Regions from separate parts of the Homo sapiens genome. Here all the other regions are linked to region 1. The links are chromatin contacts, found by Hi-C or POLR2A ChIA-PET in ENCODE. All regions are on one chromosome and are shown on one strand. The core of a region is the stretch at or near the end of the contact, and the rest is flanking DNA. Distances in the headings are between cores, read along the strand shown.

Evidence for each region. A loop is a pair of places that touch in the nucleus more often than their neighbours do. ChIA-PET counts read pairs that join two places held with the same protein, here RNA polymerase II (POLR2A). Pooled maps may share reads with other maps.
Region 2: POLR2A ChIA-PET joins it to region 1 with 14 read pairs in PC-9. The contact joins two enhancer-like sites. POLR2A ChIA-PET finds 5 or more read pairs at or near these places in 2 of 52 experiments (PC-9 and T-cell).
Region 3: a pooled map shows a loop between it and region 1 (5-fold over the local background). The contact joins two enhancer-like sites. A Hi-C loop is called at or near these places in 1 of 168 maps with a recorded cell type or tissue (gastrocnemius medialis) and 6 of 50 pooled maps. POLR2A ChIA-PET finds 5 or more read pairs at or near these places in 1 of 52 experiments (OCI-LY7).

What each region holds. Positions count from the first base shown.
Region 1 is chr5:10,606,281-10,609,506 of GRCh38, reverse strand. All of the region lies in intron 1 of ANKRD33B (ankyrin repeat domain 33B), which reads right to left. Among named protein-coding and RNA genes, the nearest start is that of ANKRD33B, 44 kb to the right of the region's middle. RefSeq lists an enhancer at 1,292-1,541 and a silencer at 2,212-2,261. Within about 2 kb of position 1,691, at least 20 of the 41 ENCODE cell types and tissues checked have a DNase peak (open chromatin) inside an H3K27ac peak, as active enhancers do; they include gastrocnemius medialis, where a contact is called at or near this core.
Region 2 is chr5:10,136,994-10,140,219 of GRCh38, reverse strand. No RefSeq gene overlaps it. Among named protein-coding and RNA genes, the nearest start is that of ATPSCKMT, 110 kb to the left of the region's middle. RefSeq lists an enhancer at 1-230. Within about 2 kb of position 1,764, at least 2 of the 41 ENCODE cell types and tissues checked have a DNase peak (open chromatin) inside an H3K27ac peak, as active enhancers do.
Region 3 is chr5:10,284,021-10,287,246 of GRCh38, reverse strand. It overlaps CMBL (carboxymethylenebutenolidase homolog), which reads left to right. Exons shown (of 6, transcript NM_138809.4): 4 at 751-893. Among named protein-coding and RNA genes, the nearest start is that of CMBL, 22 kb to the left of the region's middle. RefSeq lists an enhancer at 2,820-2,949 and a silencer at 3,050-3,119. Within about 2 kb of position 1,728, at least 3 of the 41 ENCODE cell types and tissues checked have a DNase peak (open chromatin) inside an H3K27ac peak, as active enhancers do; they include gastrocnemius medialis, where a contact is called at or near this core.

The DNA.
Region 1 (3,226 bases), core at 442-2,941:
CATCACGGCTCACTGCAGCCTTCGCCTCCCAGGCTCAAACAATCCTCCCCCCTCAGCCTCCCTAGTAGCTGGGACTATGGGTGAGCACCACCACATCCAGCTAATTTTTGTATTTTTGTAGAGATGGTGTTTTGCCATGTTACCGAGGCTGGTCTCGAACTCCTGGGCTCAAGTGATCTGCGCACCTCTGCCTCCCAAAGTGCTGAGATTACAGGCATGAGCTACTGCACCTGGCTGATAATTTTTAATTTTCTAGTGGCCAAATTAATAAAAGCCAAATGAAATCCTAATAAATATATTGTATTTAACTCAACATATCCAAAATATTACCATTTCAAAATGTAATCAATAGAAAAATTTTAATGAGCTATTTTACCTTTTTTGGATGAATCTAGTACATATTTTACACTTACGGCACACCTCAGTTGCACTGTGTTCCACAGCCACTTGGAGGTACCAGCTACACTACTGGGCAATACAGCCCTAGACACTAAAGCTGGCATCAGGATGGCACTGGCGCCCAAGGCTGGCACTAAGATGTGGCAAAGGAGGCCCTGGGGCACCAAATTTAAAGAGGCGCTCCCTCTCAGGCACCACAGAGAGTAGGTGCCTCTGTAAATGCTGCCCCTGGACCTGAAGCTCTGTCAAGGGTGTTGCGATTGTTTTCTCGACACCACTTGTTTTTCATTTACCATCCCGTTTTACGTTTCGATGCAGTCATATTATTAATCTTTTCCTTTATAGGAATGCTTTTTGTCATGCGTTTAAGCAATGCCTCCCATTCAAAAACCCTAAAGATATTCCTCTGTATTTAATTTCAACAGTTTCAAGTTTTTTTTTTTTTCATAGTGAGGTCTTGAATCCACCATGGTTTTTATTATAGAAGTTTAATTTTACCTTTTTCTGTTTTCCTAGCACAATATATGAACACATCCATTCTTTTCCCATTGGTAGTAACAGCATGCTCAAGCTCATCCCACCTCCCCATAAACACAGGAATGAACCTGAGAGTTGCTCCCATTGGTCTAACAATCTACCTCAGCCCCAAGGCAATCCTGATTCGCTACTGCAGCCTTGTGTTTTGCAGGGAAGAAACCTTCCTTGCTCTTCCCCTTCAGAACTACCACGGCTCTTTTTTTTTTTTTTTTTTAGATGGAGTCTCGCTCTGTTGCCTAGGCTGGAGTGCAGTGGCACAATCTTGGCTCACTGCAATGTCCGCCTCATGGGTTCAGGCGATTCTCCTGCCCCAGCCTCCTGAGTAGCTGAGACTACAGTCATGCACCACCACGCCCATTTTTTTTTTTTTTTTTGTATTTTTTTAGTGGAGACAGGGTTTCACCATGTTGATCAGGCTGGTCTCGAGCTCCTGACCTCAAGTGATCCACCCGCCTCAGCCTCCCAAAGTCCTAGGAATATAGGCGTGAGCCCCCGTACTCAGCCTGCTGTTGCTATTCTTGATTACCAAGCTTCGTTTTAAAAGTCAAATTCAGTTCTCAGTCCTTCTAGAAGGAGTGGTGATGAAGATTGTGCAAAACACCAGACCACAGGTCACGAGAGGACGCCTAAGACGACATGCTCAGGCTGCCAGGAATAGGCATTTGTGCTCCTCCTAGAGAGGGCTAAAGGAAACTGCTGCTAGGAGGCACTCAGTAACAAGGAGCTTTAAATAAGAAGATGAACTCACAGACAGTCCAGCAGGAAAACAAGCAGCTGGAAGCTCATCGTCCAGTGTGTTTCACTGTCCCAAGTAGACTTCAGTATTCCTCAAAAATGTCCCTGACAACACTCTCTATTCTCTTCCACTTATCATATACAGTAGCATGCACAGGAGGAAGATTCACTCAAGTATGGGCGACGGTCTGTGAAGAAGCTGGTGAAAGTACACACACAAAGTCTTTTTTAATTGTTTGAACCAGGACAATTCAGTTGCACTGGATTCAGCTGCAGTACTCACTGGCGTTATTCCGTTATCTATTTCTTCCTGCCTCTTGGTAAAATTGCATTTCCCCACCCTTTCTGAGTTCTGACTTGACCATCTGGTTTGCTTTGGGTAATTAAACGTAAGTGAAATAGCAGGTGTCACTTCCAGGAGGAAGTTTCGAGAGACGGTGGACGATGTGCCACCTTCCCTTTTCTTGACTTGACTGCCCTTGAAGCTCAGAGATGCAACTGCTCCCAGACTGGGCCTCCGGAGTGAGGGCAGAGAGAGCAGAGCCCTGCCCCCTCTAGCCGGCGCACAACAGCATGAATGAGCGAGAGGCAAACCTTTGTTATTTTAAGCCACTGGGACTTGAAGTGGTTTGTTATCACAGCATCACAGTCTATTCTGAGTGTGTGTGTGTGCGTGTAACAGTAGCATACATCATCTATTCATGTGTCAGGTTGCCTACTTTCTTTTTCCCTTGGGAAGAACTGTCCTTTATTTTAAGATTATGTCTTTGATACTTGATTGGGCACAAAATGTACTTATAAAATGGGCTGGGCGTGGTGGCTCATGCCTGTAACCCCAACACTTTGGGAGGCTGAGGTGGGTGGATCACTTGAGGTCAGGAGTTCAAGACCAGCCTGGCCAACATGGTGAAATCCTGTCTCTATTAAAAATACAAAAAAATGAGCCAGGTGTAGTAACGCACACCTGTAATCGCAACTACTCAGGAGGCTGAGGCAGGAGAATGGCATGAACCTGGGAGGCGGAGCTTGCAGCGAGCTGAGATTGCGCCACTGCCCTCTAACCTGGGCGACAGAGCAAGACTCCACCTCAAAAAAAAAAAAAAAAGACAGAGTCTTGCTCTGTCGCCAGGCTGGAGTGCAGTGGCACGATCTCAGGTCACTGCAACCTCCACCTCGTGGGTTCAAGTGATTCTCCTGCCTCAGCCTCCCGAGTAGCTGGGACTACAGGCACTCGCCAACACGCCCAGCTAATTTTTGTATTTTTAGTAGAGACAGGGCTTCACCATGTTGGCCAGGATGGTCTCGATCTCTTGACCTTGTGATCCGCCCACCTTGGCCTCCCAAAGTGCTGGGATTACAGGCGTGAGCTACTGTGCCAGGCCAATATTTGTATTTTTATCTATGCTTTTCTGCTTCAAATAAAGAGATGCCTAATAAACTGTTTTAAATAAAGAAATGACATTTTATTAATAAAATAAATAAATATGTAAAATACATCAAGATAATTCCTTCCAACATGGGGTCACCTTGTAGCCCTGTAATCAGGATTTGATAA
Region 2 (3,226 bases), core at 515-3,014, 470 kb after region 1:
CTCTTCCTGGCTGCAGATCGCTGCCTTCTGACTGTGTCCTCACATGGTGGAAGGAGACTGAGAGAGCTTTCCGGGATCCCTTCTATAAGGGCACTAATCTCAATCATGAGGAGTCCACCTGCATGACCTAATCACCTCCCCACAGCCTACCCCCAAATACCATCACCTTGGGGGCAAGGAGTTCAACACGTGAGTTTTGAGGGGACACAAGCATTCCATCCATAGCAGCTGTCTAGAGGAACCAGCTTAGCCAACCAACTTTCATAATTTACTGGGGAATGCTCACACTTCAACAAAGCAAATGTTCTGAGAGAGAAGGGCCTAAACAAGGCTAGACTGTATCTGTCTATCTATCTATCTATCTATCTATCTATCTATCTATCTATCTATCTATCATCTATCTATTTATTGTAGAGATGGGGGTCTCACTATGTTGCCCAGGCTAGTCTCCAACTCCTGACCTTAAGCCATCCTCCCACCTTGGCCTCCCAAAGTGTTGGGATTACAGGTGGGAGCCCACCACTTCTGGCCCAAGGCTAGAATTTTGAAGAGTTATAAATTCTAGAGGGAAGATGAGCTGTGCTGGCTTTTAGGACAGCTGAGTGACTGCTCGCTCCCTGCGGATTTCCCGCACAGAATCAGCTGATCTGGTTCCCCAGGGACCCTTCCTTCCTCCCTCTGCTCTCCACCCAAGTTCCCTCTACATCTCCCCAAGGGGCTCCTCCCCGTTTTAGGCCAAGATCTGCAGGTCCTTTTGAGAAAAGGTCATAACCAGGTGCCATGAAGCCTGAAGCCTGGGAGAGAGGCGTCTCTGAGGGCCGGGAAGCAAGGTGCCCTCCTCACTAGCAGCCCAGGGACTCGGGCTGAATCATAAAGGGCACAGCCTAGGACCTGGGGGGAGTGGGGGCAGTCTTGAGTTTGTGATTTCAAGTAAAACCAGGAGGAGGGTTCAGGTCAGGGGCGGGGGGCTGGAGAGAGGTCCCATCGGACCTGGAAGATGGATCGCTGTGGCACATTCAGAGCAAAACAGAATATGAGGTTGGGCGATTCGTGGGCGGCGAACGTGGTGTCTGTATCAAACACTCCTGAAGCCAGTGTGTCTAATCACCTTATAGGGTTTTCATGCCAGCAGCTCTGAATTTGCGGGTGCCGGATCACCTGCCCACAGACGTGGAAACTGGGACACAGTGATTTAAACTCCACCTGAGGATGTGATCCAGGAGAGTGTGGAGCAAGGAGGTCTTTCTGTCTAGTTTATGGCTTCCCTCGCTGAGTGGCGCTGCCTCTGCCCTTGGCCTTGCTGAGATTTTATAGCTGGCACTCATTTGGGTCAGGCAGATCCTCCTAGGAGCCATCGGAGAGAGGAAGCCAGCCCCAGTTCTGTGCGTGCTGGAGGGCTTTCTGCTTGCCTGGTCGTAAGCAAGAATCCAGTAAATAAATAGTTCAGTTCCTGCCAAAATTGCCTATGCTGGAATTTGTGCCTTGGAAAGAAACATGAATAATGACTAGGACAGAGCATTTCTCTATTTGAACCCGGATAATTTTAACGGCGATAGCAGAAATGCGAGAAAGCCCCAGCGCCGTGTATTCTCTGTGTTATAAATTCCTTTTCTCCCTAGCATCGCGGCCTTATCTGGAGCCTCTCTTGGCTGCGCTCTCTTCTTTCACTTCTGTCTTCTTTATTCACTGTGTTCCTTCTTTTCTCAGATTTTACTAGCTCAGCAGCTGCAGCTGAAATGTGCCAAGAATGCTTGCCCTGGGTGGCAAAGCAACACCGCAGGCTGGCAGCGCTGTTTACCTTCGTGGGCCCACTTTCTCAGAGCACACTGTCCCCTCTGACCCTTTCAGAACCTACTCTGCCACAGCTTGTTTTATTTTTTTATTTTTATTTATTTATTTTTTTGAGATGGAGTCTCGCTCTGTCGCCCAGGCTGGAGTGCAGTGGCGCAATCTCGGTTCACTGCAAGCTGCGCCTCCCAGGTTCACGCCATTCTCCTGCCTCAGCCTCCCGAGTAGCTGGTACTACAGGCGCCCGCCACCACGCCCGGCTAATTTTTTGTATTTTTTTAAGTAGAGATGGGGTTTCACCGTGTTAGCCAGGATGGTCTCGATCTCCTGACCTCGTGATCCGCCCGCCTTGGCCTCCCAAAGTGCTGAGATTACAGGCGTGAGCCACTGCGCCCGGCTGTTTTATTTGTAAAAGTCAGTGGATGACAAAACAATTTCAGATGACAGGGTCCACTTGGCTTTCCTTCCCTCTCCTTAGAACCGAGCACCTTCCACAGCTTTTACCCCGGACACGTGTTTTTTGGCGCATCTGCAGAATCCCTCAAAACTTAATTATTTATAACAAAACAAAAAACAAAAAAACAGCGTAACAAGATGCATTTTCAAATAGTGAGTTCATCTGAAGCACCTTCTCGAGCAAGAGGTTTTGTTCCAGAGGCTGTGGGAATAATGGTAGTTCTGGCAAAATGGAAATGTGACTGGCCACTCACACAGTCCTAAGATCTCCTGCTTAAAAGAAGTGTGATAATGTGCGCTTGGGGAGAGTGACCGCATTCTTCTTACAATACAGTCCTACCCTGGAAATTGTGACTGAACCAGAAAACACCCCAGGCCGTGGCTTCCGCTGGTCAGATTTAGGGAAGATATGAGGAAAGGAAACCTAGAGAAATCAGGGGGAAGAGAGAAAATATGTTATAATGGCTAAATAAGCCCAAACTTATCAGTTGTGACAACGTAAACAATGAAATAAAAATCAGGATGAAACATAATGACTCAGAAAGTTTTAAAATTAATAAAAGAGAAGAACGTAGCAATATTCCAACAGATAAATTAGATCTCAAGATGAAAAGTATTAAGGACAGAGACAGCCATTTCATATTAATACAAGTGAAAATGCACGAAGGAGATATAATAGTTTTGACGTTGTATGCACCTAATACAATACCTTTGAAATACAGCCATTCCTTTGAATTACAAGGAGAAATTGACAATCCTGGAGAGATTTTGACACATCTTTCCTGTAGCGGGCTGAATGGTGGCTCCAAAGACATGTCCCCATCCTAATCCTTGGAATCTGTAAATATTACCTTATTTGTAAAAAGGGTCTTTGCAGATGTAATTAATTTAAGAACACTGAGATGAGATCATCCTAGATTATCCAGGTGGTTCCTAAATGTCATTGCAAGTATCTTTTTAAGAGAGAGGCAGAGAATTGACA
Region 3 (3,226 bases), core at 479-2,978, 320 kb after region 1:
CAATGGGCGCTTCGGTTGCATATCTTTGCAATCGTGCTACAATAAACATACGTGTGCAGCCCACCTCCACTTTGGTACATTGCTTCTAGTTGAAAATGTATTCTGAGTTCCAAACAATCAGTTTGCACATGAATCATTTGCCAGACAAGGGCCACTATTCTTGGTCCCCTCATGGCTGAAATAGTCCTGATGGCGTTCCAAATTTGGCTTCACTGGGCGGCAGGGGGAGGAGACGAGCAATGCAGAGTGGGGAGTTTTGGGGAGAGAGTGAACGTGTGAAGTCAGAGAGTGTCTGGGCGTCTGCCCATAGTTATGGCTGCTCATGGGAGAGAGGAGAGAGGAGACTCTTCTCCTGGGAGACTCAGGGGACAGAGAAGACTGGGGCACTCTGCAGGGAGCAGATCATGGACTCGGGTCTTACGAACCGTGCTGTGGGCTGTGGCCTTCATCCCCAGGCTGTGGAAGACTGCTCAGCTCTCAGCTGGGAGTGAGGCAGTTGGACCTATGTTTTGGGAAGAGCCCAGCTTGCCTGCAGCTGTCAGGCAGTTGGAGGAGGGCTGGGCTTGGCAGGAAGATGTGCTGGGATGATGCATCAGTTGGGCCAGAGGTAGTAAGGGTGGAGCTCCCAAAAGAAGAAACCTTGGCAACTTCAAAAACAGTTGCTGATACAGCCCTGTTATCATCAGCACAGCTCTTTGAGGGGTTCACAAAATAAGCCTGATTCTTGAATATTTTTTCTTTCTGTTCTAGAGAGATCAGTGCTATCTTGAAGTATCTGAAACAACAGTGTCATGCCCAGAAAATTGGCATCGTGGGATTCTGCTGGGGTGGAACTGCTGTCCATCATTTGATGATGAAATACTCAGAATTCAGGGCAGGGGTGTCCGTCTATGGTAAATCTGCCTTGTGCATTTTTACTCCATGCAGAAGGGAGGGGTGGAAGAGTGACAACAATCACAAGCCTCCCCATCCAGTGTAACACAACCCCCAATAATGTGAAGACTGCCCATCTTATGGAAATGGGTTTTAAGAATCTGAAAATAGAGGTGGAGGTTTGTCATGCAGTTAACCAGAGGATGTCACCGGGAGTCAAGAGGTCTGGGTCCCAGTGGTGTGACTTTGGGAAAGCCACCTAATCTAAATTCTCCATTTCTTCACCTAGGATGAAGGGGATAGCTTTTTTTGTTTTTTTAATGTAATGATGATCAATATCACACAAGATTTTTATGAGCAACATCTATGAAAATATTTTTCTGGTGGTGGCTAATGCCTGTAATCCCAACACTTTGGGAGGCTTAGGCAGGCAGATCACTTGAGCTCAGGAGTTCGAGACCAGCCTGGACAACATGGCAAAACCCTGTCTCTACAAAAAATACAAAAATTAGCTGGGCGTGGTCACGTGCACCTGTAGTCCTAGCTACTCCGGAGGCTGAGGTGGGAAAATCGCTTGAGCCCAAGAAGGTCAAGGCTGCAGTGAGCCATGATCATGCCGCTGCACTCCAGCCTGGGTGACAGAGCAAGACCCTGTCTCAAAAAAAAAAAAAAAGAAAAAGAAAGAGAAAGAAAGAAAGAAAGACTGATTTTTCCAAGATACAAATTGCTCTAACTGTACACAAACATGCACACACACTAAGAAAGAAAGCAAAGGCAGCCAGATGCGATGACTCACGCCTGTAATCCTAGCACTTTGGGAGTCCAAGATGGGCAGATGGCTTGAGCCCAGGAGTTCGAGACCAGCCTAAGCAACATAGAGAGACCTTGTCTCTATAAAAAATTTTAAGGCTGGGCGTGGTGGCTCACGCCTATAATCCCAGCACTTTGGGAGGCCGAGGTGGGTGGCTCATGAGGTCAATAGTTCGAGACCAGCCTGGCCAATATGGTGAAACCCCGTCTCTACTAAAAATACAAAAATTAGCTGGGCGTGGTGGTGGGCGCCTGTAGTCCCAGATATTCAGGAGGCTGAGGCAGGAGAATCGCTTGAACCCGGGAGGTGGAGGTTGCTGTGAACCAAGATTGTGCCACTGCACTCCAACCCAGGCAACAGAGTGAGACTCTGTCAAAAGAAAAAGAAAAAAATTACTTGGGTGTACTGGCACATGCCTGTGGTCCCAGCCTCTCAGGAGGCTGAGGCAGGAGAATCACTTGAGCCCAGAAGTTTGAGGCTGCAGTGAGCTGTGAATGCACCACTGCACTCCAACCTGGATGACAGGGAGTGAGACCTTGTCTCTTAAAATAAAAAATAAAAAAAAAAAAGGAAAGAAAGCCAAGGAAAACACACTCTAAAATCGAAATAGCAATTTATACATTTTTGGCCAAAACAAACCAAAGTTACTACAGCAATGAAATAACATTATATCTGTATATAGAAACTGCTTGCTAAATTCATGATATAGAAGCATTCAGACCAATAGATAAACGAAAACAAAAAAGACACATAGGAAATATAGCCTTTAAAAATAATGCAGATGCTCCTCTACTTACAATGGGGCTAAGTCTTGATAAACCCATCATAAATGGAAAATATCTCAAGTCGAAAATGCATTTAATCCACCTCACCTACCAAGCATCATAGCCTCACCTGGCCGACCCGAAACACCTGCATCAGGCTACAGTTGGGCAAAATCATCTAACGCAAGGCCTATTTTATAATAAAGTCTTGAATGTCTCATGCAGTTTATTGAATTCTGTACTGAAAGTGAAAAACAGAATGGTTGTCTGGGTACTTGGGGAACAGTTTCTACTGAATGAGTGTCGCTTGTGCACCATTGTAAAGTCAAAAAATGAAAGTGGAACCATCGTTAGGCCTGGGACCATCTGAAGTGGATCATAAAGTTATACTAATGATTCCTTCTTGGGTTAATGGTTCCTCATTGTGGTATTTTCAACTACTTTTAGAGTTAAAAACGCCTTTAAATATTGACTTAGGACAACACAAAAGGACATAAACTCAAAAGGCAGTGGCCAGCTGCCTCTGGGAACAATGGAGCTGAGAGATGCTTTGTCCAGACCATGCTTTTGCGCGATTTAGCAAAAGGCGGTCGGGAGTGGATGCCTCCCCGGCGCCACCTTCTGGCCGCTGTTGTGTAGTGCGTGAGCTGCAGAGCGTGGCCGGGCTCAGGCCCAGGGATATCAAAAGAGGCCCATCCACATGAAGTAGCTTTGCTAGAGTGGGGAAGGGAGCGTGGTCACCTTTCCCGTGGCTCCCTGCCTCCTGAAGAGGAGTTAC